7 separate regions of the Mus musculus genome follow, and all the other regions are linked to region 6. The links are chromatin loops, found by intact Hi-C in ENCODE. Cell type or tissue: left cerebral cortex. All regions are shown on one strand. Links, peaks and the distances in the headings refer to the core of each region. The heading gives the core; the rest is flanking DNA.

What was found. Hi-C counts contacts between places; a loop is a spot of excess contacts. Peaks named below come from ENCODE experiments on the same cell type or tissue, not always from the same donor. Only the 100,000 strongest peaks of a DNase experiment are listed, where the experiment ranks them.
Region 1: it touches region 6 in a loop (4-fold over the local background); 6 of 42 quality-filtered maps call a loop at or near these places.
Region 2: a loop joins it to region 6, with 4 times the contacts of the local background. A loop is called at or near these places in 3 of 42 quality-filtered maps.
Region 3: it touches region 6 in a loop (3-fold over the local background); 5 of 42 quality-filtered maps call a loop at or near these places.
Region 4: a loop joins it to region 6, with 4 times the contacts of the local background. A loop is called at or near these places in 5 of 42 quality-filtered maps.
Region 5: a loop joins it to region 6, with 2.5 times the contacts of the local background. A loop is called at or near these places in 5 of 42 quality-filtered maps.
Region 7: a loop joins it to region 6, with 3 times the contacts of the local background. A loop is called at or near these places in 2 of 42 quality-filtered maps.

The regions. Positions count from the first base shown.
Region 1 is chr14:95,775,938-95,780,365 of GRCm38, reverse strand. No RefSeq gene overlaps it. Among named protein-coding and RNA genes, the nearest start is that of Spertl, 100 kb to the left of the region's middle. In left cerebral cortex, for the core only: a CTCF peak has its summit at 2,695 (motif pointing right); a DNase peak (open chromatin) is centred at 2,732.
Region 2 is chr14:93,605,286-93,609,713 of GRCm38, reverse strand. All of the region lies in intron 2 of Pcdh9 (protocadherin 9), which reads left to right. Among named protein-coding and RNA genes, the nearest start is that of Pcdh9, 280 kb to the left of the region's middle. In left cerebral cortex, for the core only: no CTCF peak of the experiment used is centred there; a DNase peak (open chromatin) is centred at 1,953; H3K27ac peaks cover 992 bases.
Region 3 is chr14:93,713,007-93,717,434 of GRCm38, reverse strand. All of the region lies in intron 2 of Pcdh9 (protocadherin 9), which reads left to right. Among named protein-coding and RNA genes, the nearest start is that of Pcdh9, 180 kb to the left of the region's middle. In left cerebral cortex, for the core only: CTCF peaks have their summits at 1,635 and 3,774; DNase peaks (open chromatin) are centred at 272, 1,676 and 3,639; H3K4me3 peaks cover 198 bases; H3K27ac peaks cover 3,845 bases.
Region 4 is chr14:93,537,804-93,542,231 of GRCm38, reverse strand. All of the region lies in intron 3 of Pcdh9 (protocadherin 9), which reads left to right. Among named protein-coding and RNA genes, the nearest start is that of Pcdh9, 350 kb to the left of the region's middle. In left cerebral cortex, for the core only: no CTCF peak of the experiment used is centred there; DNase peaks (open chromatin) are centred at 894 and 2,463; H3K27ac peaks cover 1,607 bases.
Region 5 is chr14:93,699,124-93,703,551 of GRCm38, reverse strand. All of the region lies in intron 2 of Pcdh9 (protocadherin 9), which reads left to right. Among named protein-coding and RNA genes, the nearest start is that of Pcdh9, 190 kb to the left of the region's middle. In left cerebral cortex, for the core only: no CTCF peak of the experiment used is centred there; DNase peaks (open chromatin) are centred at 1,786 and 1,985; H3K4me3 peaks cover 913 bases; H3K27ac peaks cover 1,887 bases.
Region 6 is chr14:93,882,902-93,887,329 of GRCm38, reverse strand. Pcdh9 (protocadherin 9) reads left to right here. Exons shown (of 5, transcript NM_001081377.3): 2 at 1-1,633. Among named protein-coding and RNA genes, the nearest start is that of Pcdh9, 5.6 kb to the left of the region's middle. In left cerebral cortex, for the core only: a CTCF peak has its summit at 2,616 (motif pointing right); DNase peaks (open chromatin) are centred at 1,108, 1,415 and 2,658; H3K4me3 peaks cover 4,000 bases; H3K27ac peaks cover 1,776 bases.
Region 7 is chr14:92,308,738-92,313,165 of GRCm38, reverse strand. No RefSeq gene overlaps it. Among named protein-coding and RNA genes, the nearest start is that of Gm24127, 58 kb to the left of the region's middle. In left cerebral cortex, for the core only: no CTCF peak of the experiment used is centred there; DNase peaks (open chromatin) are centred at 679, 1,375 and 1,701; H3K27ac peaks cover 908 bases.

The DNA of each region.
Region 1 (4,428 bases), core at 285-4,284, 1.9 Mb before region 6:
ACAAATTTTGTTGGGCTTAAATTTTGATTCTTGAAGTAGATTTATATGAACCATATATTCTTTCATAGTTACAAGATTATTTTATGAGACCTCTTAAAATACATACTTATATATATATTCCATAACATATTCAAAAACTTGTGTATGAATTTAATTATATTTATATTTGTGTATAATAAAACCCTTTTATCAAAAGGCTCCTGATTATCTCTTAGAACCACTGAATGGACAGTATGTTTTTTAAAAAGTTCCCTTTATATTATTTTGCTTCAAAGTACAAGATTTTATTTAGTAAATTACTTAGGAGATACATATTTTTCTTCAGAATGTTAGAGTTATCAGAGAAATTTGTACTGACATTAATTTAACTGACACTCTCAGTACATAACCTAGAAAGAGATTTGGAAAAATTTGTTATCCTTTGAATAGCATGTTTACCTGTCTGTGACTTTCATGGTTGTTATGTGTGCATCTAAAGAGAGCTTAACACACAGTTCCGAAGTTGTTTGTTATTAGGCTCAACAATTTTTAAGCTCTTATATATAGAAAGCAAATCACAAAGCTTCACAAGGTGCAAATCCCTGATGCACTAACTGCCCTCGTTTTACATGTGGTACATAGCTGGCATCATCGGAGCTAATAGAAGAATCTAATGCAAAAGTCTCAAATATGTCCCTGTTGCTTTATTCTTAAGATAGGAATGTTCACTTCTTCGAGACTCTGATTATTTGAGTTGCATAAAGATCAGCATGTCATAAGCATTTAAAATTCTTTTCTCTTAAAATGAATCGTGTCATTCTTCACATTTTCATTGTGGTTCCTTGTGCTCCAAATTTCTATCAGGTCGATATTCTTAAGAATTTATCTTTAGGGGATTTAAGAGTGGATAGTGTTTGAAGGGCAAATATCTGGACAAGGATATTATTCCATGTTTAAAATAATGTCTTATCACACTTTGCAAAGATAATGGGGAGGTATTATGATTCACAGACTCTCAATCCTCCTCAAAAGAGGAGTAAATTAGAAGTTCCTTAAAAGACTTTAAAATAGGCCATATTAAATTTCTATTAATGTGAGAGTGACTGGGAGCACTCACATTATGATATAAAATATTACCCACTGTGCAAAGTATATTTCTCTGGAAATATTGAAGGTTCTAATGCATACTTAATGTATTTATATGCATTTTATCTTACCCATATGGGTATAGAAATATTAAAAATAAGTAATCTCTGTAATGTTAGGAAATTATTATGCTATATAAATAATATATATATATATAAATTATATATGTGATTATATATATAAATAATCACAAGGACACAAGGAAAGGGAAACAATGTCCAAAAAGAGAAAATGAGGAGGAAGAAGAGAGGTCAAAGGAGAAAGAGAGGCAGACAGAGATGGGGAGATGAGGCAAGAGAGAAAGAGAGGGACGCTGAGAAACATAGAGATTGTCTTCATTGTTAATGTTATTCATCAATTCCCAGGACCTTAATAATTTGTAACTGAAAGCAGGTACGCAATCGCTATATATACCACAGAATTAAAAACTATCTTACAAATATTCTTTCTCAGTTAAAACAGGTTTGAAAATATTTGGTAAGGTTTCAGATTCAGAGACGATTCTATTTGTGATGTGCGAATTCCTGTGTAAGAAAGGAAACTATAGTTCTGCCTCCTGATGAAGGATCTGATATCAACGTCCTCCAAACTGAACAAGAATTCTAGTAGCGATATAAATCTGTACTGTAACTTTTTTTCTTTTTCTTTTTTTTTTTTTCTTTTGGCTATTAATAGTATCCTTTTGCATTGCCAGTTTTCTTTTATCTTTTTTTATTACCTTTTTTTTTTGGTGTTTTGTTTTGTTTTGTTTTGTTTTGTTTTGTTTTGTTTTAAATCCAGTAGTTATCCTACCTGCTCTGCCCTCCCACAGTACCTCATCCCATTCCTCCTCCCCCCTATCTCCAAGAGGATGTCACCACCCCTCCAAGACTCTGTCAGACCTCCCAGTACCTGAGGCCTCAAGTCTTTTTCAAGGATTAGGCACATCTTCTCCCACTAAGCCCAGACCAGTCCTCTGCTTTACATGTGTCAGGGGGCCTTGAAACAGTTTTTGGATGCTACCTGGTTGGTGGCTCACTATCTGAGATATCTCAGGGGTCCAGGTTAGTTTAGACTTCTGGTCTGATGAAAATTGGGTCGCCCTCCTCCTCAACTTCATCCAGCCTTTTCCTAATTCAACCAGTATTGTGACACTTTTTTAAAATGAGGTTTTATTTTTCACATATGATAGCAAAGCTATACATACATGAGTCCAGATTGTGATACCTCACACCAAGAAATAAGCCTGACATTAATATTTTGGACAAGATGATGGAAACTCATTTGAGTCTCTGATTTATCAGTCACTTTAAGTAGAATTAAACCCTACTCAACATGAGATTCATCGTGCTTTGAATTTGGGACTTTGTTTTGTTTATCATGGACAAAAAAAGCTGCTAACTCAAAAAAAAAAAAAGATTGAAGCCTATATTATCCAGAATATCTCCACATACAGCCATTGGATTCTAAGCAACTTTATAGTAAGATTTAGAACACTATATGATTATGAATAGGAAAATACTGGGATGAAAGACTATCAAGAAACATCCCTAATCTAAATTCATTTGAAAGTCAAGGACATTATGAAAAAAAAATTGTTTAGTGTAGAAGATCCAGGAGGTGGCACTCTTGTACTATCCTTCTGTTATGAAAACTTAGCATTTCTGATATTAGATTTTACCCTCCTTTTCTCTACATACACACACACACACACACACACACACACACACACACACACACACACACACACACACACAAATACACACATGCACACTCAGAAAAACACACAAAAATGTTGTTTGATGTATGTACATGAGCACATATAATTAAGTGTGCCATACACATAGCAACATTATATCCTCCAAAATAACTCACTAACTTAATATCTTGGGAGAATATGGAATTATTTCATTCAGTATTATTTGAAACATTTTCATCAGAAAACACATGGTGGATTCCTTGAGAAATTAGTGCATAAAAAAAATCATGTTTCACCGATGACTCAATACACATTTAAAGAAAAATAATTTTCTTACAGTGAATTCACATTCAAATAGAAAGAAAATGTCATTCCTTTGCACCTGTCACTCGATGGCTTTGATTATCTTGGTGATAGAGATTGAAAATCCCAGCATAGAATCTAAGAATATAGAAAGGGCATTATAATGTTCAAATTCACTGTTTATTCAAATGTGCAACAACACATGCAATACAGTACAGTTTTATATCAGAATAAAGCAAAAGGATTATGCTCTTTAATTATGGCATTAATATCCAGATAATTGAATCTTAGTTAACGAAGTAGAGTTAAGAAATGGTATTCCTGCATTACAAACCCACAGGACTGGCAAAGAATCCAAACAGAAAATAGAGCAGAAAAGTAAATCATCTGAAAAGGGAGGATTTTAGAAATAAACAGCAATAGGATTTCACATAGTTTAAAAATATAAATGCAATTTGAGTAGCTATCCTGCAGATGTGGAAAAGCACTTTAACAAAACAAAATCTAATTTCTCCTCATTACACTACATATTTCACTCATTTCAAAGTAATTTCTGTATCGTTTTCTCTTTAGGTGCATGAGGTAACAGGACGCTAACTGTGAAACACCAAGCTTTAATGTAAAAACAAGTCTAAAGTCTGCTCTTGCCTGCACCATACTAGGGAGGTGACCTTGAGTCAGTTGCTTAACCTGTCTAGAAACTGGCAGGCTCCTGAGGCAATGAGGGCACTGCCACTTGGATTACAGTCCTTGTGACAGTTGTTGTCTTTCTTCAAGTTTTGTGTTCAAGGCAGGTTTATAACGCTAAGAAGGGAACTTTAAATCATTTTCTGTTCTTGCTTTCATAATGCCTTTGTAATTCTGGTTACAAAAAAATTATTTTTCTAAATGTCTCATGTTTTCTTCCATTTTTTAATTCATTCTTCTCTCCTACAATGCATCTCATCCACAGCTCCCCCTCTCCTCTTCCCAGCCTGGATCCACCTTCCCTCTCTCCCAGATTCACTGCTCTTCTGTTTCTCTTAAGAAAATAGCAGGGCCCCCCAGTGGTATCAAACAAACTTGGTATAAAAAATGCACTAAGAGTTGGCACAAACCATCCTATAAAGGCTTGATAAAACACCCCAGTTAGAGGGAAAAGGTCCCAGAATCAGGAAAAAGAGTCACAGAGACCCACGTTCTCACTGTTAGGAGTTAATCAAACCGACAAAGCTAAAGCATGTATGCAGACAGCCTAGCACAGACCCATGTAGACTCTACAGTTGCAGCTTCATTGTCTGTGAGGTCCTATGAGCCCTGCTTAAGTGGTTCTGTGCATCCTA
Region 2 (4,428 bases), core at 335-4,334, 280 kb after region 6:
TCTTTACCTGTTTGTGTTTTTCTGAATTTCTTAAGGGATTTATTCATTTTTTGTTCAAGGGCCTCTGCCATTTTCATAATATTGGATTTAACGACTTTTTAGAAAATGTCATTTGTGTTTGAATATCCATGACTTGCTGTAGTATGATGCCAGGCTCTTGTGGTACAATATTGCCCTGGATGTTGTTGATTGTGTTCTTATGCTGGTCTGTACTCATCTGGGTTTATGATTATAAGTTTAAGTGCTGATTTCTGAGTTAGTTTGCTTGATGGATATTCTTTGGATGTTTTCCCCTCTTGATTTCTGTCTCCTGTCATGTTCTTAGGCCTGTGTAGACTCTGGTTCTGGTAACCAAAGAGTCTGGTAACCAGTAGAGTATCTTCATTGCGGTTTTGGAGGTCTGTTTGACCTCTGGTATATGGGGTGCCTGTGGTACTTCTGGGGTTCTGTGATTCTGAGAATTAGTATGATGTCTGAGGTTCTGTATACTGGTGTAACCTCTAGGCTCTAGGTACCAGCATAGTATCTTAGGTTCCTAGAACTGGCTTGACCTATTTCAGAACAGTTGTCTTCTGCTGGAGTTGTAGGCCAAGGTATGTAACCATGAGGAAGGGATGTTATTGGGGATAGCTGGAATGAATTAAGTAGTGTTAATGGGCAGAGGTAGTGTCTTACTGGTCTTCCTAGAAGTGACTTGGAATCTGATAAAGCAGGAGTCTTCTGCCAGAGATATCCACCTGAATATGGAGCGTCATATTTATTTTTAAGGTTTAGCATAACAATATCTGCTGGCCATCTCTGCCATCTTATGATCATTGATCAAAACAGCAGAATAGGGACTCATGTCTAATATTTTAACCAATGACTAATTGGAACTATGTGTCTTGATTTTATTTTCTTTTTGTTTTCACTTTAAGATGATCCTTTTTTTTAGACACAACCCTATTATTGACAAAACACTATTTCCCCATTATACATTAAAGTCTTTTAAGCTGTTTCATATTTGTTCAAATTGAAACTTCTTAGGTTTACTTTTAAAACTTTGTAAACTCATTTTCTTCAGTCAGCAAACTGTAAGTCTTTATAAGATCTTAAATCAAGATCTTCTGAGTTATTCTGTATTTTGAGGCACTATATACTTATATGTTTCATTTTCAGACACAAACTAGGTCAGAGAATTGAGTGATGAAGGAGAAGATACAAATTGTAATGAGTTATGTTAATTCAAAACCACTGAAAACATTGGACACAGAGATCCAGGTCAGAATAGTATTGATTTGTATTTGATCGATCGCAGGTCACAGATTTAAGAGGGGCAGAGGACCCTCTTGTTATTTCAATTTACTAGGTCAAAAGTATATCTTTTCTGAATTAACTGATATTTTTATTATGGGTAGTTTGTGATGAGTCATGTGTCTTCAATATTAGTCATTTGTAATCAGCAATACTTATAGAGAGTTCTAATACTGAACTCTTGTTTTTATCTTAACTTCTATGTAGCATCTCTCTTATGCCATATCTTTGAGTATTCTTCAAAAATTCTGAAATTTCTACTTGACTTTCTTATTTTTTGTACCATATTCTATATTTAATTAGGTGTTTTAATCAAGATTTTTATAAAAGCAAAACTTGTGGATAACATCACTTTTCTGGACATTTTAGATTGTACATATTTCACTTAAAGGTATATTAACCTGGATACATTTTGTGTGTATAGTATTGTGTGTTGATACATTATATAGCAAGCGTGAAATTGTAAGGACCTTCCCACAGTTGTATAAATGTCTTTGCATGGGCATATATGTGAATCTGGAGGCTAATTTTCAAAGAAAACTACAGTCAGATAAATAAGATGAGAAATTGAATAGGTTCATTCCAGAAAAAAAAAAAAACACTAGGTATAAAACACCACATGATGAGTCTTTGCAGAGAGAGCCACCTACTCGCGAGCGTGGGTATGTTGCTGAATGACACTTCAATGGAAAAAGGGAGAGATCCTATTTGTGTTTAACTTTAGTTAAAAACAGCAGTAAAGCTGTGTGCCTAATATAGAAATTCTCTCAGAAGATCTGGAACATTTTATGGAAAAAATAAAGGAACAAAATCTAAAAAAAAAAAAAAATATTACATCAATGAATGGTCTGTCCTGGTTGTACTTGTAAGGGGGAAAATGAATGAGATTTATGTTTGTAGTGATGTTGTGAGAGTACAAATGAGTCCTTAAATATTGACAACTCACTGCACAAAATTTGTTTCTAAAACTGAAAGCCATCAAAATCAATTTACTGGCTCTTCATGTATTTTTATAGTTTGTCTCGCGCTTCAAATATTTTAAAACATCATGAAAAGTGAACAGTTAATTCTGCAACAATGCTCCTGACTGTATTTTGTCATTTGGAGCAATTCTTCCACAAATCTTACTATTTTGAAATTAGTCATGGACTGCTATTTTGTATCCTAGCTGCTTTGTAATTCTACATTTCTAAACCATTGAATTCAACAGTCTCTGGAATATTTGCTTTATCATTAGTTTTCATTTCTTTTACCAATAAAGATGGATAGATAATGTTACTACCTCTCCTACATTCATAAGCACTGCAAAAGCAGAAGTAGAAAGTAAAAAACCACAACAAATTATTAAATATGGTTTTATGCAATTTGAAAGTCTTCAGGTGGAAAGTTCAAAGATATGTAAGAAACTTCGTTTGTGCTTAACTGAAATAAGACAGGACATCCATACAGAATGTAAATGGACATAATTTGTATGACTTTAGACTAGAGAGGGCACTCAGAAATGTGTGTTTAGATACCTCCTCAACCTTCAACTAAAATTATTACTCTTCTTGGTTATAAAGTAGAACCCATCTGGAACGAAATGCTCATAAGATTTTGGGCACCAAAGAAAGGCAAGGAAATATTATAATTTCTGTTTTTAATGATGACTTGACTGATTGTACTGTTACACTTTTTCCTAGGGAAAATAAGTTTTCTCTAATGGACTGTCACTGGGTATATTAACTATACTCCTGAGAAGATCCCATGCCCAGGACTGGCTGGTCAACCCAAAACTGACTCCATGTAATTGGAGGAACTTATTGTATTGTTTTGTTTTGGGATTTTTGCCCTTTTGTTTGTTTGTTTTGATTTTTACTTTAATGTGGCTGTGGACTTTTGAAAGAGAGAGAGAGAATAAAATTGGCTGATGACTTTCCAAACAGAATGATAAAGTGTTAAATATTCAATATAATTTTCTGAGGATCGGGAGTACTCTATTGTAAATTTCCTCTAAATTACAAATATTGTCTTAATTCATCACTAAAAGCTTATTGATACATTTTATGTTAGCCAACAAGTGACCTTGAATTTCCTTCTTATTATTAGAGAGAAATGGTATGTTGGATACTTTTTTTTTTTTACTGTGTCAGAATGAAAGAGCCATATGGAAGAAAGGGTTTACTTTAGTGTTCATTTCCAAAGGCTACAGCTAGAATGGCTGGGAAGGCATGTTATAACATAACAGTAAGAGTAGAAAGGAGAGAAATCACCGTTTGCCTCACACAGGAAGTACAGAAAGAAAGAAGAGTTAAAGAACTCTATAAATACCCAAAGCCCATGCCCAGTGTCCTACAACCTACAAGAAAGCTCTAACTGCCAAGTATTCCATAACCTTCCAAGCAGCTCTAGCAACTGGGAACAAATGATCAAATTGTAAAAGGGTCTTGCACTTGCCAGATGTAATTGTTGTAGGCAGAATACTGAATAATCTCACCTGTTCTAGTTCTTTCTGAACTCTGGCTGGCTGATTCAATTTATCTGTTCTGGCTCAAAAACCTTCTCCTTCTCTTGAATGGTTCAAACTGGCTCCTCTTGGCTTCTGACTTAACTGCTCTGCTCAAACCTTACTGCTGTGAATTGAACTCAACTGAATTCTATCCATTGCCTGAATTCAACTGAACTTGACTTCAACCCCTACTGCATCCACTGAACTAACTCTCTCTCTCTCTCTCTCTCTCTCTCTCTCTCTCTCTCTCTCTCTCTCTCTCTCTCTCTCCTATTTTAAGTAGTCTCTCTACTTTTTTCCTTTTTCTGAGCTGTTCTCCTGGGAGTTGGGCATATCCTATATCAGATTCATGCTGCCGAATCTTTCTCTGTCTCATCACTTTGCCTGACACTCAACTAGAAGTCACTTTCAAATATGGCTGCTTCCTTCAACAAACTAACTTTACCATCATTGTTAGGTATTAAAGGTGTGTATATTAAATGTGTGTCTGTATCTCGCCTAGGCCATACAGTAATTCTGGGTGTCCCCACATTCTGGCAGGGTCATATCTTTAGATGTGATCATTTGGCAGACCAGTCATATTACTGGATTAAAGTTCCTCTACATCAAATTCATGGGCTTTTTTGAGGTGGATGTGGCTATTTCAC
Region 3 (4,428 bases), core at 101-4,100, 170 kb after region 6:
ATTCTCTTATCTCATTATTCATTTCTTTAAAAAAATCAACAATAATGAGCAATAAAAAAAAACATGTAGAGTTCAGTGTTTTCAAGGAAGAATGGCTGACTTTGTAGATGGTGGGGGTGTGGCTGTTCTACACCATGGCTTCAGATGGCTGGCAAACATGACCACAGGGAGACAGGAAGCCAAGAAGCACGGGTGTGGCAGTCTTACACACCATTCTCTTCCAAACCAAGCATTGCCAAAAGTGTGCTGACTTTCTCAGAAGTTTCAACTGGCTGAGTCACCTCTACTCACATTGTCAAAGTGGAACCCAAATTTCCTACACATGACAATTAAAGAGACAAAACCTCTTAAACCACACACACATTCCCTTTCCAGGTCTTTCTTTGACATATTCTGATAAATACATTAGCCCAAATTCTGCAATGTTAGGTGTTCTCATGCTGAATTTATTATGGGGCAGGAGGTGTAAGATTATATTTAAGGAATCTCTCAACATTTTGTTGGCACAGCCTGATTGCTTCTGATACTGCATCTTCATTTATAGTCATTAATACAATTCAAACCTCAAAGCAAAAGAATAGGTTTTCTAATCCCCCAGTGATCAATAGCTATGGCTTGTGAGCTGTTAGTTGTACTTTTTATTACTAACTCTTGACATGTTTGTATATGCTGAAGATTTCAATTAAAAGAGTCAGCAGGGTGATATTGAATCAATACTTGTTGTTTTGTATCTGGGGGAGAAAAACAATATGAAATATGGAAATCTGAGGTATGTAAATGCCCCTGGCTCTGCTGTGAGACATAGCCTCCTGCTTGTCAGACAGACATGATTTTTAGAGCAGAGAATTTGCTGGCTTAAAGTAGACAACTTGCCAGTTTCATTAGTTTGTATCTGATGCTAGACAGAGTCGCTGTTCAGATCATTAAAACACCATCCTAAGCTTCCGTTAAGTTTGAGCCAAACGACAGCATATTTTAGAACGACTTTGTGCAATTCCAGTGTGTAACTTCCTGCTGCTTATAGATGAGTAAACTTGTGATAACTTTACTATAAACTGATCTCTTTTCACTCTGCCTTTGTTTCTTTTAATTTCCATTAGCTTGTCAGTAGCATTATCTTCAGGGGGTTGTATAGACACACAGTAGAGAACAACCTGAAAGGGATTAACTCTTAGCAATACCAATGTCTGAAGTACCAACATGATGGGGATTGTATGGATAGGGTCATTAACTTTGATTCTTGTAAAATTGTTTTTCTTTTCTTTCTTTTCTTTTCTTTCTTTCTGTCTTTTTTTCTTTTTTCTTTTTTCTTTTTCTTTTTTTTTTTTTTGCTTTGTTTTGTTGTTTTGTTTTTCTCTCCCCACTGCTAAAGACTGTGGGAGATTAAACAGAAAGAAGAACAAATTGCTTAGATTCATATAAGGATTACTGTAGGATAAACACTGTCAGATCATGGGGTACCTCTTGAAACAAAAATTAGGATGTGAAATCCATCTACAAAGAGCAATTCTCTAGTGAAGAAAATAATGTTTTCTTTTTTACCTGCAAGGATTTTCATTATTTTACAGTGTATTGTGCACTACACATCGTTTCAGCCAGGGATTCAGGAGAAAATGCAGGAAAGCTTGTGACAAACATTTAAGGTCAACTAGATAACATTTTCCTTCTCTGTGACTCCCGCTGAATTCACTATTGTTCATTCTGAAGCCATTGTTCTCTGAAGACAAGAAGATGAACAAACACTAACTGTCGGAGAGCTTGTCCTGTCTATCTGTGGAATTTTTAGCTGCATGCTGTTCTTCTGAAGATAGTAGGGAATATATTTATGTTTATGTATTCTCTTTCCTGAACATATATTTCTGTACAGGCTCAGATTTAAATTTCTTAAATTGCCACTGTACTAGAATTTCTCAAATTGGAAGTTTTTCCTTAGACTGGGACAGTGAATATTTTTGTTTGAAAAATTAACCCTGAAGAATAGACGAGTGCATCCCATAAGCTACCAGGGAACACTAGGCTCCTTTTTTTTTTTTTAAAAAAAGCATGTTTTTGTGGTTGTTTGCTTGATGTCTGAAAAAGGATTTCACTATGTAGCCCTGGTTGGTTTGGAATTTGTAACATAGACTAAGAAATATGCTGCCTCTGCCTCTTAAGTACCAGCATTGCAGGTGGATGCCCTAGCTCCTGCCTAGTTTTCATAATGACCTCAGGCAATGATTCCTAAAATAAAGGTATCATTGAAAAAGGGACGCCTGAGCTCATGGCCTTCTCTTATACAAGTGAAGAGACAACTAATTTTGCTTCTTGAGATAGCTCTATTGTTTTCTAAACAGGGGAACCAGAATGCTTTCCCATATGAGGTATAATGCATGTGTTGTTTAGAATTTTTTGTTGGTGGTAGGTTTGGGGGTTTTTCTTTTTGTTTGTTTCTTTCTTTGTTTGTTTTTGTTTTAATTTCATGAAAGCTAGGGATATCTGGGAAGTGGGAACCTTGGAACCTCACATGAAAGAATGTCCCTATCAGATTGGCCTATAGGCATGTCTTTGGGACATTTATTTTGTTTTGATTGATTTATTGGCTATTGTTGTCTGTGAGTGTGTCCAATCTAGTGTGGGCAGTGTTACTCTGCAAGCCGTTGGGAGCTTTCCAGTAACCCATGTTCCTAAGTGGCCTTACTTCATTTGAATACTCTAGTCCCTAGCATGTCTTTTCTCAGTAATGAACTATTACACTATGAGATAAAATAAATCCCGTTTCCACAATTTGTTTTTGGTCACTGTAGTTTGGCAAAGCAATGGAAAGCAAAAAAAGACATTTTAGAAGCTGGTCTCTTCATTTTCTCTCATTTAAACATTACTCTTTTTAGTCACTTTGTTTATCAATCTATACCCATAAAACATTGTCTGCAATTGTATTAATGTCAGGTATAATATTCTGTCCATAACAATGTGCTGGTATCTGTACTAAGATTATTTTTTAATATTCATTCTCATGTCTTAAGCACAAAGAGCAGTATATTTTAGAACACAACTTTCCTTAAACAAATACTGATTAAGTAATGTTGAAGTTCAGTATAGACAATTTTTAATTTCAAACTATCAGATATATCTGGTTACAAAAATACATACATTTAACAAGTAATTTAATATTCCCTGGTGGTTACAAGTTTGACCTCCTAGGGCTCAAAGAACAAGGCAGCACAATAAATATTGAAGTGTTTCCAAATGGCAAAGTCTTCCAGCAGTTTTATTTACAACTCTAACCATGAGGGGTCCCTCTGTTTGCCTGTCAGTATAACAGAACTGATCCTACAGAAAAATTCAGCTCTAGAGAAGGGAATATGAATAACTTCAGTGTGCAGAAACTATGGGAGTCACTGAGTGGGGAATCTCTATAAATAAGCGCAGGTCCTACTCCTAAGGTTCACACAAACCTATGGAGAAAAGGTAGGCTTTCGTGATCTTCCTGTGCAAGCCAAATAGCTTTGGAGTGGCAAGCCTTGCATCCAGCATAGCTCCATTCAGCTCACAAATGCTCAAGCCATCCTTCTATCCCATCCATGGTTATTTTTGTTTTCCCGTGCAGTCTGATTTTTGTTCTTGGCCTCTTTCCTCCAAGGCTGAGAATATACATCTGTGTGGGAGTTGATGCCCTGATTCACTGCACAACTCCACGAAAAACAAACAGAAGGGCCAGGCTGCCTGCTAATCCGTCTCAGCAGCACTGCCTTGCTCCCCTGCCTTCCTGACAGTGTCACTTCAGGCTCTGAGCATATGGGCAAGGGCTTTCTGCACAGCCACTTATGGCCTATATCTGAAATTTACTGTACCTTCTTGCAAAATGCAGCGTTTGTTAACCACACGAGAAATCGATGGATTTACGGATGGAGAAATGTACAGCCAGGCCTGCCACGAAGCCCCTGTTTGCACGCCACACTCTGTTGCTAGGTTTGGAACGAGGAGCTCTGCTGTTAGACTCCACCAGATGAACAAATGTCTGAATCTCTTTGAAATGAATGAGTTATGGAGATCTCTCTTAAAGATCATTCACTTTCATTTCTCATGCATCCTAAGCCGCAGTTTTGAGGTTAAGACCTTGGTATAAAGCATGCACGCAGTGACAGAGGTTGCTTGGCAGGGTTTCTATCAAAACACCCCAAACCTCCTCTTCTTGGGGGAAACAATTACTGAGAGAGAGAGAGAGAGAGAGAGAGAGAGAGAGAGAGAGAGAGAGAGAGAGAGAGAGAGAGAGAGAAGGAAGGAAGGAAGGAAGGAAGGAAGGAAAGAGAGAGAGAAAAAGAAAGAAAGAAAGAAAGAAAGAAAGAAAGAAAGAAAGAAAGAAAGAAAGAAAGAAAGAAAGAAAGAAAGAAAGAAAGAAAGAAAGAAAGAAAGAAAGAAAGAAAGGAAGGAAGGAAGGAAGGAAGGAAG
Region 4 (4,428 bases), core at 143-4,142, 340 kb after region 6:
TTAATGTCTTGCTATGAGAACAATCATGCAAAACTTGTACTTCTGTATAAGTTTAGTTTATTTAAGGAGGTATCTCACATTATTGTGAAGTGTTTCTCTGTAAGACAGAGTTTTACTGTATCTTATGTCTAAATAGCTTCACAGATCTATACATATCAGAACTGATAATGATTTAATTTGACTATGTTCTACCTCTTTTCCATAGCGGCACAAGACTACATGTGCAGTTTTCTTGTTTATATGTTAAGTCCATACTCTTTGACTAAAGGTGCCTTTCAATTTGAAAATTTAAAGACATTAAAATTTGATCAGTATACCAAAGCATTTTTTAAAGGTTGTCTGGTTTCACTGCTAATACAATATATCTACTTTTAAAAGCTATGCTCTTTTAATTTTAAAAGTCCCTTGCTTAGGCTCTCTTCCTTTGACTTCCTTACCCTCACAAATTAACATAGTTACTAATAACCAACTGCCTGTGCTCAGATCCACAGGAGTCACAGGATTTTTTTCAATATTTTAAGCACTTCATGTTTCTTCATGAATGCAAGATGTTACTAGCAAGCACCTAGAGAATCATGAACATAGTGTAACAAAGGACAATGATGGGATGACTCGTTTATAAATAACCTTGCAAGACTTAAAGAAAGGAGATGAGTTTCTGCATGGTGAGAAGTCAGAGAACTCAGAATACATAACATTTAGCCTTGTTGAGTGATGCCTAGGAATTTAGTATGTGTGCCAATGGAAGCATAAAACCTCTAGCAAGGGAGATGATGGGGTGGGAAGGGAAAGAGTTAAGTTGTAAGCATGTAGTTGTGGAGTGGAGGTGCTGGGCAGCTTGCAGGATTTGGGTGGAACAAGGTCTTTTGAACAATGCATACCGGGGTTTGTTCTGAAGAAAGCAGCAGCAGCAGGCATACAAGCAAGCAAAGCTCCAGCAAAACAAAGTCAAATAGCTCAGCTTCCAGATTCCTTTCCAGGATGGCTGCTTTCTTCTTTTTACAAGCTAATGTCTTTCCTTGCTCTCACAGATAGTGAATCATTAGAAAAATACCAACTGCACATAGGACCACTATTGTAAGCAACAACTGATGTAACTACCGTTGCATATATTCAGCTTGAGAATTGCTGAGTGCGATTATCTTCAGGCTACAAATATAATATAATACTATCTTTTGTTAGAGAAAGGAAGATATAGGTATTCAAAATTCTATGGAAACCTGAAACTGGGACACAGTCTTTCAAGTAAACAAATCAAATAGATCTTGATCTCTCTCTTTCTTCTCTCTCTTTCTTCTCTCTCTTTCTTCTCTCTCTTTCTTCTCTCTCTTCTCTCTCTGTCTCTGTCTCTGTCTGTCTCTGTCTCTGTCTCTGTCTCTCTCTCTCTCTCTGTCTCTGTCTCTCTCTGTCTCTCTGTCTCTCTCTGTCTCTCTGTCTCTCTGTCTCTCTGTCTCTCTCTCTCTCTCTCTCTCTCTCTCTCTCACACACACACACACACACCAATTCTATATCAGGCTGTACTCCACAATATCATACCCATAAGAAAAAGATAGAGAAAGGAACACAGTTTAACTTATAGCAACTACTGTTGTGCTCAAGTTTTACAACGGTGTTAGGGAGTGATTGCAACTACTGGAACAGGTGGTATTTGATAAGAACATAAGAGGGGACAAAGATGTATATAAAGTACTTTTCAGGAAGGGAGAGCATACTGAATCAAAATCTGTCAAGAGCTTCAGGAAATAGCAAGATCTGTCTCACTGAATGTATGTAGTATGCAAGTAAGATTAAAGATGAAAAAAATATGAGAAAAAGTTTAATCTTATCTAGACACTGAAGGACACTGAATGTCATGATAAGACATTTGAAAGTCATTCTCTAGATAGTGTGAAGTTGTTAAGTTTGTGGACTGTGAATCATCATACGAAAGAAGAAACTTGGAAGCCTTCAGGAGGTCTACATTATTTATCATCACTTAAAGTAGATTGTACTGAGGTCCTTTTTTAGTGACACTTTTATGATCTATTTATATATGTACATATATGTGTGTATAATATTGTGCTTTAAAAGGACTTATTTCTCATTAGTTTTTGTTATGATCAAACACTAGCTGCCAACATTTTGCAATTAAATGAATGAGTAAATCACCTATAAGTATGTACTTTTGAAGATACTTTGATGACATGCAAAATTAAGCAGATATTTATTAAACATTAGTCTTATTGGGGGGAGGTCATGCATGCAGACATGACATTTGGAGGGCAATTATGTGTGCTGTTAATGTGCAATTAAAGGATAAATGCACTCATTTACAATATAGGCAGAAAAATGTAACTTGCTCATGTTTAAAAATGGAATGGAATCAGAGCCAGATCTTGATGAATGGGAAAATTTGGGAGGGACACTTGGAGGCTGGCATCAGGGTTAGTGCCTTATTTGTTTGGCATTTGAGAGGAAAGGGAAGGAGTCTCAATTACCATTTTTGGAAGAGAAGCATATTAAGGAAATACAAGGCACAATATGACAACCAGCAGTTTCAATTTAGAAAAGAGTAAAATATTTTTAGATTTGTGAAAATGTTAACCAGAGTTTCTCAGCGTAACATGAGGTAAATGCTAGTTTCAGAAATGATTCTATTGCCACCAAGAGAATTTCTGGGAAATCGATGTTTCATGCACACACAAAGCCACTTATTTATTTATTTTTTGGTTTCATTTTAGTGTCTTGGCATTTGTTCACAAATAGGTGATGAAAAATTAGTCATATTTTAGACATTTATAAATTTTCCATTAAGAGTGTATTACATCAGGCACTGACTTAATATTTTATAAATTAAACACTAACTTATGAACAGGGCACAAGTTTTTTGCGTGTGTGTGTGTGTGTGTGTATGAATACTGTATTTATCTAATTCTTTTTTTTTAATTTTATTTTATTTTTATTAGGTATTTTCCTCGTTTAATTTTCAATGCTATCCCAAAAGTCCGCCATACCCACCCCCCCAATCCACTACCCACCTACTCCCACGTTTTGGCCCTGGGGTTCCCCTGTACTGGGGCATATACAGTTTGCAAGTCCAATGGGCCTCTCTTTGCAGTGATGGCCGACTAGGCCATCTTTTGATACATATGCAGCTAGAGTCAAGAGCTCCGGGGTATTGGTTAGTTCATAATGTTGTTCCAACTATAGGGTTGCAGTTCCCTTTAGCTCCTTGGGTAATTTCTCTAGCTCCTCCATTGGGGGCCATGTGACCCATCCAATAGCTGACTGTGATCATCCACTTCTGTGTTTGCTAGGCCCCTGCATAGTCTCACAAGAGACAGCTATATCTGGGTCCTTTCAGCAAATTCTTGCTAGTGTATGCAATGGTGTCAGCATTTGGGAGCTGATTATGGGATGGATCCCTGCATATGGCAATCTCTAGATGGTCCATCCTTTCGTCACAGCTCCAAATTTTGTCTCTGTAACTCCTTCAATGGGTGTTTAGTTCCCATTTCTAAGAAGGGGCAAAGTGTCCACACTTTGGTCTTCATTCTTCTTGAATTTCATGTGTTTAGCAAATTGTATCTTATATCTTGGGTATCCTAAGTTTCTGGGCTAATATCCACTTATCAGTGAGTACATATTGTGCGAGTTCCTTTGTGTTTGGGTTACCTCACTCAGGATGATGCCCTCCAGGTCCATCCATTTGCCTAGGAATTTCATAAGTTCATTTTTTTAATAGCTGAGTAGTATTCCATTGTGTAAATATACCACATTTTCTGTATCCATTCCTCTGTTGAGGGGCATCTGGGTTCTTTCCAGCATCTGGCTATTATAAATAAGGCTGCTATGAACATAGTGGAGCATGTAGGACACACGTTTTTAAAGCATGGCATGCAGCTGTCTTAGGATGTCCTACAATCACCTTGCTTTTCACCTATATTGAAAGCTATTTTCCTCTCAATTTTTTTCCAAGGGAAGGTATTTTCTCCTTTCCTTCATATCTGTTTTTGAATCAAAGGTATATTGAAATCATTGCAGAACACATTCCAAAATAATTCTGAGATTTAAAAACTTAGTTCCCAGAACACAGTGATTTTTCTCATACCTTGTATAGAAACCTGGTTATAGATATTGGGGAAAAAAAAACCAAATAAATAATGATCTTCTTCTCCATGGAAGAGATTCTGCTCACAAAGTAAGTAAGTAAGTAAGTAAATAAATAAATAAATAACAATCCAAACAAACAAAAATAACCAAAAAAAGAAAAGAAATCTACAGAGTCTACCCTGATGCTTCCTCCATGATCAGCCAGTGATAGCATCTCACAGTCATAGATGCATTCCTTGTCTAAATTGTTCTGAATGTATTTGATGCCCTATTCAATTGAAATGCATCATCAACAATAAGAACAACACACTGAAGCATGTTCTTTCATTATATTCT
Region 5 (4,428 bases), core at 308-4,307, 180 kb after region 6:
TTCCTGTTCCCAATCACTGGAAATATACCAAGGCTTTCAACTTGGAGAGACCAATAGCTATCTTTTTACAATGCAAAATCTCAAATAACATAACAAAATGGATTACCTGGTTAGCTATTAAGTTTTATGTATTTTTTTTCTAAAAATATATCTTTACATTCTTTATAATGTATCTTTAGTTTAAATATAAGTCAAATTGGGATAGCTAGATCTTTTTCTGGCAACCTGATGTGCTATTACACTATGAAAAATCAATTAAACAGTTGATATTTAAATACTTTTCCAGAATGCATTTTTCTAGATCAGTAAGCACACACACAACAGCAAGAATTATTACTATATCGATATTTGATCTGAAATGCCTATTTGCAGAAATTATATTTATAAATTTTAACCTATCCAGTTTGATTTTGAAGTTTTATTTGTTTGTTTGTTTGTTTGTTTGTTTTTCGAGACAGGGTTTCTCTGTGTAGCCCTGGCCATCCTGAAACTCACTTTGTAGACCAGGCTGGCCTCGAACTCAGAAATCCACCTGCCTCTGCCTCCCAAGTGCTGGGATTAAAGGCGTGCACCACCACGCCCAGTTTTGAAGTTTTATTTTAAAGTTAAAATTTGACACTATTGACTTTTTGTTTTATCAACCACAGTATTTTTACTTCTAAAATATTTATATTAAATTTAATTCATTTTATAATGCAAAGTATCAGTAGCTTCCAACATCAAAAGATAGTTTCTTGCATTTTATGTAAAATCTGGACACAAAATGTTTATGTTTTAACGAATGTGCATTTCTGATTATGGCTACCAGACATTTTGTTCCTTAGATATAAATCATTATTTATAGCTTAATGTTAAACTTCTGGGAATTATTTTCTTCAGTGGATTATGTTCCCCTTATCTTAACATTTGTAATGCTTCTCCCAGCATGTGTGCATCATCTTTCCATTTCTATTATCTTTCCCCTACTTTTACCACTAAACTTTGTTTTATAGAACAGAATCCTGGTGCTCTAATTGCCCGGGAAGGCATTTCTCTCATTAATCCAGATTCCTGTGGGGTGAACATTCTGCTTCCTCCTATCCTCCATTGTGCTTCGTAACCAGAGGGTCCAGTCAGTATCATGTGAGATGCTGCTGTACAATAGATGTTTATTTATGAAATTGGAAGTCCTGGACCAAGATCCATCAGTGTCTCCTCCTTGAGTTCTTATTCTCCAGGCAGGACTCTTGGTGCCAGAAGAAAACTTTCAAAACAGTTCTCCCTTGTGGTAGTCACAGAATAGCTCCTGCAAGAAAACTCTCCAAGTAGCAGTCAATTTAAAATAACATATCCAGGAGAGGAAAGGATGGTCAACACATCAGGATGTTTCTGTAAGACAGTAACCAAGAAGCAATTCTTCAAAATCTTTAATTCGCACTTTGCCACTTGCCTCAATTAATTTACAAAGTAGCCACAACCATGAATAAAGAAACAAATCAAACAAAACTTTTACGGGTTTTTCCTGGAAATTTTATGTCAGTTTGTAATATTTGTAAAACTTCCCGGGCTCCAAACTGCACATGCATATGTAAGACATGAGGCCAGTTCCACATAGACTTGCAGAAAGAGCTCTCTGAGCAGACAACATCACTGCCTGATTTAACATTGACAGAGTTCAGCTCCAACATCGACTTAACCCAGAATTGAAAAGGAGTTAAACAAAAGTCGCTCCTGAATAGATTTGGATCCTCCCAGGACCTGTGAAACTGAAACAGGAAAATTCTGTAGGGTTTTGTGGGAAGTGGAAGCGATGCAGTCAGCAAAGGAAGGGCACTTGAAAGCTGCTTTCAAGTAAGTCTGTGGGGTAATTTGGAAACTAGATTCTCTAGTCTCATGTTGGGTATATGTTAACCCCTCGTTTTAATTTACAGCCAGTAATAGAGCTTCTTTGGCAGTGATTCATAAATCTCCATTTCATCTGGACGACGGCTGCATGATAATGGTGCTTTCATGGGAGCGGCTTCTATCCCTGCTAAGCCTGCATCTCAAACCAGGAAGCCTTCCGCTTAGAGAATAACACTCATGCCAGTCTTAACAAATGCACGGGCTTATTGAAAATGTTCTGGTGCCTCGCATTGTTATGCAGGTCCATGGTCATTAAAATTTTATCATATAAACCCTGCTGTCTGCATAGAAGAGGAATTGAAAATGTTGGCAAGGGATAATCACACATTTTATCAGAATCTCCTGAAAGCGAAAACCAACATGTTTAGAGCAGGAAGCAACCGAAATAACATTGCCTGTAATTTAAATATTACAAAATGTCAAAAAACCCTGAAATTGACATTTATCTACTGCAGTTCACTCTCCTAGTTCCCTTGAATGTCTCAGTTTCCCAAAGTCATATGGCAGCTTGATACAGTTGCACATGATCTGATTTTCTTGTTTCTCCTGGCAAGCTGATATTAATCAACAGAAGCCAGTGAGACCTGAAGGTAAAGGCAGCAGGCTATTGATTGCAGTGTTGACTTATCAAAGACCAGAGAGATTAGAGTGCCTCAGAGCTTTATGTGGGAAGGAATAAAGATTTGAATGACTGGAACCTGATTTGGCAAGTACACTCTACCTTATAAAAGCAGATAAAATATAAAACAGTGGGGGAAAAGAACTCCCAATATCTAATATTGTCTTCAAATATCAATGTGCTCCCCACAACATAAACAAAACATAATGCCCTGCAGTTGTGGCTCAATACCTCTCTTTCTCTTTCTTTCTCTCTCTCTCAATCTCTTTTCCACCCACTCTCCCTTCTTCTCTCTCCCTGTCCCTCTCCTTCTTCCCTCCCTCTCCCTCTCCCCCTCTCTCTGTCCTTTATTTCAATGATTAAAAATAAGTTCTTCTCTCATACAGTACATCTTGACCAATGACTTCTTTCCCTCCACTCCTTTCAGCTCAGCTTCACTTCCCCTTCTTGTTCAGATACCCCCCTCCCCAATTTCCCTTCAGAAAAGAGCAGGCTTCCAAGAGACAACAACCAAACTCAACAAAACAAGATACAATAAGGAAACCCAAAAAGAGTCTTAAGAGCAGGCAAAAGGGTCACAGCCACATCTCTGATGTTAGGAGTCCCAAAAAAGACACCAAGCTAGCAGCCAAAGTACTACATTCTATTGTGAGCATTACGTTTCCCTTTTGAATTAGTGACAGTTCTGGTTCTACTCAAATGCTCCTATGCTGGTCCAACTTTTGGCAATGGCACGAGTAATCATTTTTGAAAAAATAAAAATGTAAGCTTTGAGAAGAGAGGCCCCTAGTTCTTGCAAACTTCATATGCCCCCGTATAGGGAAATGCCAGGGCCAAGAAGTGGGAGTGGGTGGGTAGGGGAGCAGGCCTGGGGTGTGGGGGGAGGAGGTATAGGGAACATTCAGGATAGCATTTGAAATGTAAATAAAGAAAATATCTAATAAAATAAAATTAAAAAAAAGAAAAAGTAAGAGTGGAGTTTGTCTTTTTTAATAGTTGTTGCTTGAAAGAGTTTCAATAATTTCAAGGCTATAATCAGAGTATGGTCAGATCACTTTGGCAGGGATTTTAAAATCAACCTAAGATAACGGACAACTGAAATGTTAAGTTTTAAATATTACTATTGTTCTTCAAATAGATGTTTCTTATTTTCTTTGAGGTAGTTCTGTTTATGATTCTAGATGTCATGAAGTGTTTGCTCTGATTTGTCCGTCCTTCTACTGCCTTTTGGATTGTGGTGGGAATGGATAGGGAACTTTCTGTGTTTATGAAAACATATAAATCTATGTTCAAGTTTACCTGAAGAGCATTATTCTTAAAAACCAGTATGTTTCTCTCTCTGATGAGTAGCCAGATATACCATATATTTTAATAATATAGAATTGATACTAGGTATATATTGAATACTATTATACCTCTTATTATCTATGTGTTTCTTTATGAAGGTTGCTTTAAGCCAAGTCCAGTTTCTGTTTAATTTTAAAAGTTTCACAAGCTAAGAGATCCATTAGGTGGTGAAGAATCTCTGAAAGTGTTCAATGTAGAAATTGAACACTGAATGCTACTTTTATAATATTATTCTATAGATATATGGCAGCAATATTCATGATATTCAATAGTCAGATGGGATGATCAGTAATTTATAAGTTACATATTTATAATATAGATTTTTAAAATAAAATTTCTATATAAAATAAGGTAATACACACCCTACTTGACTTGCCTAAAAATTTAGGAAAATATTTATTTGCTTTACAGTATGTGTTTTACAATACGCCTGATCAAACAATTTTTTTATAATCCAAGTGAACAGTTCTTTCAACCTAGAATTTAATAAGTACCGTCTAGAAACAAATACTTATTTGTAATTAATTACACCTCCACTCCGTTGTCTGTAAGCATTATATAAGTCAGATGTGAATATA
Region 6 (4,428 bases), core at 297-4,296:
TTTCAACCAGCCTGTAATTGAGCTGTCAGTTTCTGAAAACAACCGACGTGGGTTATACTTAACAACTATTAGTGCTACAGATGAAGACAGTGGAAAAAATGCAGACATTGTTTATCAGCTTGGACCGAATGCCTCCTTCTTTGATCTGGACAGAAAGACAGGAGTTTTGACAGCCTCCAGAGTCTTTAACAGGGAGGAACAAGAGCGGTTCATTTTTACAGTAACTGCCAGGGACAATGGGACCCCTCCCCTCCAGAGCCAAGCAGCAGTGATAGTTACTGTTCTGGATGAGAATGACAATAGCCCCAAGTTTACTCATAATCACTTTCAGTTTTTTGTGTCTGAGAATCTGCCAAAGTATAGTACTGTGGGGGTAATCACAGTGACAGACGAAGACGCTGGAGAGAATAAAGCTGTGACTCTTTCCATTCTAAATGACAATGAAAATTTTGTGTTGGATCCCTATTCAGGAGTCATAAAGTCCAATGTCTCCTTTGATAGAGAGCAGCAGAGTTCCTACACGTTTGACGTCAAAGCCACCGACGGGGGACAGCCACCACGGTCCTCTACTGCAAAAGTAACTATCAATGTCATGGATGTCAATGACAATAGTCCAGTTGTCATTTCTCCACCATCCAACACCTCCTTTAAGTTGGTGCCCCTCTCAGCCATTCCTGGTTCTGTGGTTGCTGAAGTGTTTGCGGTGGATATTGACACCGGAATGAATGCAGAACTCAAGTATACCATAGTGAGCGGGAACAACAAGGGATTATTTCGGATTGATCCAGTAACAGGCAATATCACCTTAGAAGAGAAGCCAGCACCTACTGATGTGGGCCTGCACCGTCTTGTGGTCAACATAAGTGACCTGGGGTACCCTAAGGCTTTGCACACTCTCGTGCTGGTATTTCTTTATGTGAACGACACTGCTGGAAACACCTCATATATATATGACTTGATCCGTAGGACTATGGAGACCCCACTGGACCGGAACATAGGAGATAGTGGTCAACCTTATCAGAACGAGGACTATCTCACCATCATGATTGCCATCGTTGCTGGGGCCATGGTGGTCATTGTTGTGATCTTTGTCACGGTGCTGGTGCGCTGTCGCCATGCGTCCAGGTTCAAGGCCGCTCAGAGGAGCAAACAAGGGGCTGAATGGATGTCCCCAAACCAGGAGAATAAACAAAATAAGAAAAAGAAACGGAAGAAAAGAAAGTCGCCCAAGAGTTCTCTTTTGAACTTTGTTACTATTGAAGAGTCCAAACCCGATGATGCCGTTCATGAACCCATCAATGGGACCATAAGCCTGCCTGCCGAGCTGGAGGAACAGGGTATAGGAAGATTTGACTGGGGCCCAGCCCCTCCAACCACCTTCAAGCCTAACAGCCCTGACCTGGCCAAGCACTACAAGTCGGCCTCTCCTCAGCCCGCTTTTCATCTCAAACCTGACACTCCAGTTTCTGTGAAAAAGCACCACGTCATTCAAGAGCTCCCGTTGGACAACACCTTTGTTGGGGGCTGCGACACCCTTTCCAAACGCTCCTCCACTAGTTCAGATCACTTCAGTGCCTCAGAGTGCAGCTCCCAAGGAGGCTTCAAGACAAAGGGCCCCTTACACACCAGACAGGTAAACGAGCACTTTTACTGGTCTATAAGTACTGCCTACAAGTGCCCAGTCAACCAGTATTAACGTGCCAGTGTGTGTATTGTTTTGGTCTAACTTTAGCTTAGTTATGAAGAGGGAAAAAAAAAAAACTTGACCCCTTTTTAAAATTCCTCTGGGGCTCAGTCAAGAATTTTTAGAACAGCTTTGAAATTTCTGAGTTCTGAGAATTATTTAACCTCCCAGTTTCCTTCAAGTGGCAAAAGATGAAAAGAGGAAATTATTCCAAAATGTCCCGAGATCATGTTTGCTCAAGAAGAAAACCCATCCTGATTTGCCCAATTCTGCTCCTGGGGCTTCCAAATTACCGACTTCCAAGATTTTCACATTACCTTTTGATCTAAAAAGTCACCTTCAAGTATCAAGTTTAAATGACATTTGAAGGTCTGACACCTCTTATGCTGGAGCTGTGGTCACTAAAGGGGTTAAGGTTTTTTTATTATTATTTTTTTAACACGGTAAAAAAAGAGAGAGTAGGCTCTTAAGTGTACATCAGCTGTGAAGCACATGATTATTGATTGATTGCATCTAAGCCATATAGAAAGTCTACTCCTTGATTTCAAGTTATTTTATTGTAATATAGTATGCTGGATCTTTCTTAGAACGATTTTCAGTGTCCATAATGGTCATATATGAAAAGAAAAGAAGAAAAATAAAAAGGGAATGCTTTCTCTCTAATATTACTAATTTATTCAGAAAAGAAGGATTCCATTGTAAATACTTTCTCATCTTAGTAATGCATAAGTGGTCTGTCATAACTCATTTTAAACTGTGAAAGATGCCATATGAAGAGGGATTAAGAGGCTGAGAAACTCATATTTCAACCAAATCCAGAATTAGTTTTTCTTAGGTCTAATAATTCCATGTTAATAAAGATTTAAATGCAGTCCTGTCTAATTTATTTCTTTGGTGCTTGTCTGTTGCCACAAAATTTGAATGTCGATAATAGCCTGTAGATGGCACTAGGGTATCATGTCCCCTGTGCTGGCCAGGTGCCAATCCTGCAGTAGCGAGGAGGATGGGGGAGGGAAGGATCAAGCTGGTAGTACAGCCAAAGATACCTTTTATTTAATGATAGTTCCTCTGGAGCCACTAGCATTTAAGTTCATTTGTTTGCTCTTTAGTGAGTTGCTCTCAGCACATCAAGTTTCTAGGATTTTGGAAGCCACTCTCTGTTATTAGGAGTCCATCTCTGTTGGTGGCCCATACACCACCTTGCTAACCAATTAAAAACATGAATATAAAAAAACAAAAACAAAAAACAAACAAGTAAAGCAAAATTAACACAATTGTCTTGGTGAGTCTCTGGGAAATCAAAAAGGTTTTTTGTTGTTGTTTTGTTTTGTTTTGTGAACTTGTGATAGAGTAGTGCATCTTACGGAAACTGTTTCCCCTTGTAAATCCTGTAGCTGCTCTGTAATGACTTTGAGGCTTCATGACTATAAGGTGTAAAAATGATTTTTATCAGTCAATCACACAGGTACGCTAAGAATATTAAGTATAATTTTTATTATTATGAATGTAAGATCACCATTTGTACACAGAGCAATTAAGTACACAGAGCACTGTTGCAGAACATCTGAGTAAACCTGAGATACACAACCTGAAAGAACCTAACAGTTTTGAAGTCCTAGAGAAATCTTTCATTTGGAAGTGGAAGTCAGAAGGACAGCTCAGTTTCAGGCTAATCTTATCATCATTTGAGAAGAGAGTGGTTTTAAGACTTGGAAATTGTCCAAGCATAAACAAGATTTTTTTTAAAAGTTGTTTAATAGTTTATTATGGCAAGAAAAATAACCGATAAAACTAAGTGGACTTAGTGAGGAAGTTTCTGTATCAATGAAGAATGATGTGGTGTGGTTTTATATCATTCCTTGAAAAGAACTAGTATAAATGGAAGTGCTTTCTGTGAGATATAAAATCGGTTTCCCAAGGAGAGTTACTTGTCTACCTTCCCATATGATCAACCCTTTCACCTCAGTGTATGGGAATTGCCAGCAAGGTCTAAGCCAAAATCTTTTAATTTTTTTTCCATAGTTATTGAACTTAAATATGGCACAAGGACACAAATGCTAGTCAGATGTGTTTCAGCAGAGTTTTTGAAAGCATCTTCTGACGAAGCTTGGTTTATCATAAAGACATTTGTTTATATATGACATAGTCTTGCTGTCAGTATGCTGAGTAACTCACAAACTGAAACTATTGTATGTTTCAGACACACCTTTTGATCATGAAGCATTTTGTAGCTTTCTTGTACACATTCTAAGGTTGAAAGGTACCTGTAACTAACTCCCATGGAAAATAGCTATTGAAAAGGTAATCTTTATGTCTTTCAGAGACTTTCATAACAAAAAAAAAACCCTAAAAATATAGTAGTCACTTTGGAGGAAATAAATCTTGGAAACCATCAGAGAGGTGATGGCAGTGGACAGACGCATAGACACACTGTTGGGGTGACACGGCGTTTTCTAAAAATGAAAGACAAATTATAAATAGCTTCCTAAAATTGTATTCACTGAACTCTATGATAACTCTGGAAGACGTTTCTGTTAAACAAGAACAAATAGGTGGATTGTTTTTTTTCTTGTTTAACTCCTCAGTTTCAATAGTAACCCTATTTTTATTACAGGAGATTCAACTCCTGTAGTTTACAACACTGAAAATGTAAATTTTATTACAAATTTTAATCACACAGATGTACTATCTAATACATGATATGTGAAGATTTTTTTTTTTTAGTAAAGTGGGCATGACTGCCT
Region 7 (4,428 bases), core at 169-4,168, 1.6 Mb after region 6:
CTATAGAAGTGAATGAGCAATAATGGACCTTGTGCATCCATAATATTCAAAGGTTCTTGAAGTGGTAGTGACAGATATTGGTGATGCAGGGCCCTTGCCAGTATCTGGTAGATAAATTGCTTATCAGGACACTAGAATTTCAAAACAATGTATTTCTTCTATTGGTAGACTTCAAAAGATGAGTGTACATGAACCAGTGGGGAATGACAAATGGGAAAATATTAACTACATATTGGGCCTACAGCTACAAATAAGTTATATGATAGACCAATACATTTTTTTTACTGTACAGCATGCTTCATTTCCATGCCCTTATACCCCCAAAGCAAGTTTTCTGTAATTATTTGAGAGATACAGAATATAAAGACACAGACTTCAGTTGTTTTTTAAAATATCCTGGAATGTTACTATAGAACATCCTTTAATAATAGTGGTACATGTCAATTCACCCCCCCAAAATACATTCAGTCAATACACTACTTTTTTTTTCCTAGAAAATCAACTTACTTTACTAGAAAACAATTTCTGAATATGGGATTTCATAATTATATGTGGGTAGTCAAGAACTTGGAAAGAATGCAAGTGCAAACTGAATGACAAACAAACTTGTGGGTGAAGTTTCTTAATGGAGCCTACTCTGTGAGAAAGTTGGTGAAGACCATTTGTCTGTGCCCATGTGATTATCTTATGAACAAAAGATGCTAACAGTTAAGTACATATATAGACCATTATTCTAGAATATGAAAAGGGTTTCACAATGGCTCATGAACAAAGGAGCTGTGTTATCAAGGATGGTGGTCATTCATAGGCTTAGCAAAGTAGGCTTTCTCCACTATTGATTTAGTTGTGGGGAGACCAACATTGAAATCCATTATGACATAAGTATCTATGGTGGCTAGGTGTGATGTACTTTATGACAGCAGTGCACTTAAAAAATCTGTATGGAAGAAGTGATATTTTTATCTCACTAGAATAAGTATTTTCTCTGGATGCAAAAGTTTCCTCTACATGGAATGAATCTTATTAAACTATCAGTCATGGGCTTAGTGAATACTTTTTTTTTTTTAACAGCAGTAGTATTTTGTATAAAGCTACTTCTGATCATAGAGTCCCATTGAAAATACAAGAGCTGTAAAGATGGCCCTCTCCTCAGGCATTTCACCATCTTCATGTCCTTTTCCCATTTCTTAAGCAACTGAACACTTGAAGAATAAAATGATCTTTGGATGATTTACAATATAATCAAACCCTCAGAACATTTGTTACCATCCTACTTCAAAACCTTCCAAGATTACTCACTTTCAAAGCAGTAATAAAGACCATACATCCTACCAGGTTTCAGAAGAATGCTCGGGTTGTTGTTGGCTTTGCTTTTTTTAAAATTTTTCTGTATCTATTAATTTGTTTACTCTGACTTACAGTGTGCAGGCAAAGCCTAAACACTAATCCTCAAACAACAGTGTACTTTTAAAGCATTAAAAATCAGGATGAAATACATGCTCACCTACCACTGTGGGATAAAGAGACACTGTCAGTAAGTTTAAATAGATTAAAACTATTTTCAGAAGTTTCTTTTAAAGAAAACGACAGGACTTTGTTATATAAAATCATGAATTTTACATGAAAATATTTTAAAATACTACAATTGTGACCAGAGGCAGATTTCAAGTTGGCTACTTATGCTGAGAGAAAAGTGGCAGATTTTTTTTTATGCTGAACTATTACTGAAGAAAATATGTAATGGAAGAGGTTGGATGAAAATGTCAATCTTTCCCTTGGGATGGGTCAGATTTCTGTGGTGACATCTGTTGAGGAGATTTAAAAAAGGAATTAGAAAGATTATTTCAGGGCAACAGGACTGCTCAGCTATGGTTACTGGATATTCAATGACTCTTTTGCTGTTTTCCTTTTTTTTTCATAATTTTCTCTGAATAGACAGGCATAATATTTCAAGAAAAAAGTGCTACTGGAAATACCCAAAAATAGCGAAGAAAGTGAACTTTGCTACTATTCTGGACCTCTATCCCAGCAATGAGGTCAGTAGGCTTTAAGTTTTGTTTGACCTTGATGGCACCTTGGGAATTATTTAAGCTTAGTTAGCTCTACACTCTTGCAATATAGCAAGGGAGGCTATGAATACACGAGTTCTTCCCATTAGAGTTAAAATTTGAAATGAAAAAAAAGAAGATGTTAAGTCTGTCTTCTCTTATTATTACCATATCTGGAAATAAGTGACTATTACACCATGAAGAATTTTTTTCCTAATTTGAGATGTGATGGTCACCTAACTTCTTAATGGTGTTATTAATTTCTGGTGAATAAATTTCATTATCCTCTGGCTATTGTGATATTCTTTATTTTACTCCCATAATTCACCACGAACTATCTTCATATCTTTTGTCTTTTACCCACATTCAGCCCCAAATTGTGAATCATGTTACCTCTGATTATTATCTATGATTCTCCATAATTACATGTATTTTCCTGAATTAATGTTTTCTTCTTTCTCTTGCAATGATGGAGATCAAATCTACAGATGTGTGCATGCAAGTAAAAAGCTCTAACACTGAGCCATATCTCTAGGTATAGGTCTGTGACTGCTCTGCTGCTGGGCATGGCCTCTTGAAGACGTAGAAAGTGGGGAGCTTGACTGAGCCTATTCCACGATGCCATGCGGTTCTCAGACTTTTGGACAGCCAGGCACTGCTGGGAGTCACAGAATAGGTGAGAACAGAATTGACACAATATCAAAAATGACCTATATCATGTGCATGTGAGAAAAATGTGCATTTTCTATGGCTGTATGGATGTTTTGTAACTCTGATAATAACAAGTATTTAGTTGTATATCTTTTTTGTTGATTTTCTGATGACTTTATTTTCAATTAATGGAATGTTGGTAATTATGCTGATGTTTATTGTTGAATGGTCCAATACTTTTATTTGAAACTACAAATGTTAGCATATCTTTGTTTTATACGCAGAGATATATGCTGTTAATGGATACTTGATTTTTATCATTTTAAAACACTATCAAGTGCATATAGTTTATTTTTTCAAATCATATTTTGTTTGATATTTGTATGGCATTATTATTTTAATACTTCTAATATGTTAATATCATGTCTCCTCTGAATCACATGTATTAAGACTCCATTGGTCAAATGCAGAGTCTCTATTTCTGGTAATTAATTCTGTGACATGTTATAGTAAGCAGCATCCTAAGACTGTCTTTAGCTGGCTGTCAAAATAAACTAAATGCAAGAAATATGCAGGAATTATGAAAGAAATTGTATTTGTTTGGGAAAAGGATATTTCTATGATCTAATACCTTGATTACTAAGACAATCAATGATAAGAAAATCATAATTATAAAAATTCTTGCTTTATTCAAAACTGTTCATTAAATAATTTATAAGTAACTATAATAAAAATTTCATAATTTTTCAGAATGTTGCCCTTTGGAATCATATAATATTTACAAATTGCAATTTGCAGGATATCATACATAAATTTATGAAAAAGTTTAACCCAGTGTATAGCCTAAGAAGATTACCAGCAACCAAATTGGAGAGGATTTATGTGAGGAAAGAAGTTTACATTTTTACACAACAAACACAAAACACAAAATGACAGCCAATACACAAATGTTTTATACAAAAATTAATGCAAAAAATCTCCAAATTTATTAATAATAGGCAGATTCGAATTTTGAGGCAAGGGGAAATAGTCTGTTAGATTAGTTTAGAAATGTAACGTTTCGATTTGGATGTACAGCAAATTTACAAATATGTATGTTCATAAGATAATTTTTGAGTTATTATAAAAGACTACCATGTCGTATATTGCATGTATGTATGCTGGATAGAAAATGAGGATGTCTGAAAGTGCATTTAATTAAAAGTAACTCAGCGCTATAGATATGCTTCCTCAGAAACACTTTTGAGGTATACCTTCAATTTTTCTTTATTAAGCAATCATATAATCTTATTTTTGGTTTTGAGTTTTGATTTGATTTTTTTCTTTTTTCTTTTTTCCTCTTTTTTTTCTTTTTTCTTTCTTCTTTTCTCTTTCTCTTTTTCTTTTCTTTTCTTTTTCTTTTTGTTTTTTGTTTTTTGTTTTGTTTATTCTGGGACAGAGTTTTTCTGTGTAGCCTTGCTTGTAATGTAATTTGCTCTTTAGGCAAAACTGGCCTCAAACTCAAACTCAAAGAGTTGCCTCCTAGAGTTTGTATTAGAGGCATATGCCAGCCTGCTTCTTCATCTAATCTTTCTTAGATAATCAAATACTCAAAGATCTTAAGGACAATGTTTGCAAAGATTATGCTTAATAAGTTTTTGTTTATTTAAAAATTGTTTGTTCATATTGTATGGAAGGGAAGTTTCTGATGTATGTATAAGTAAATAAAGAATTGTTTAAGAAATTACAA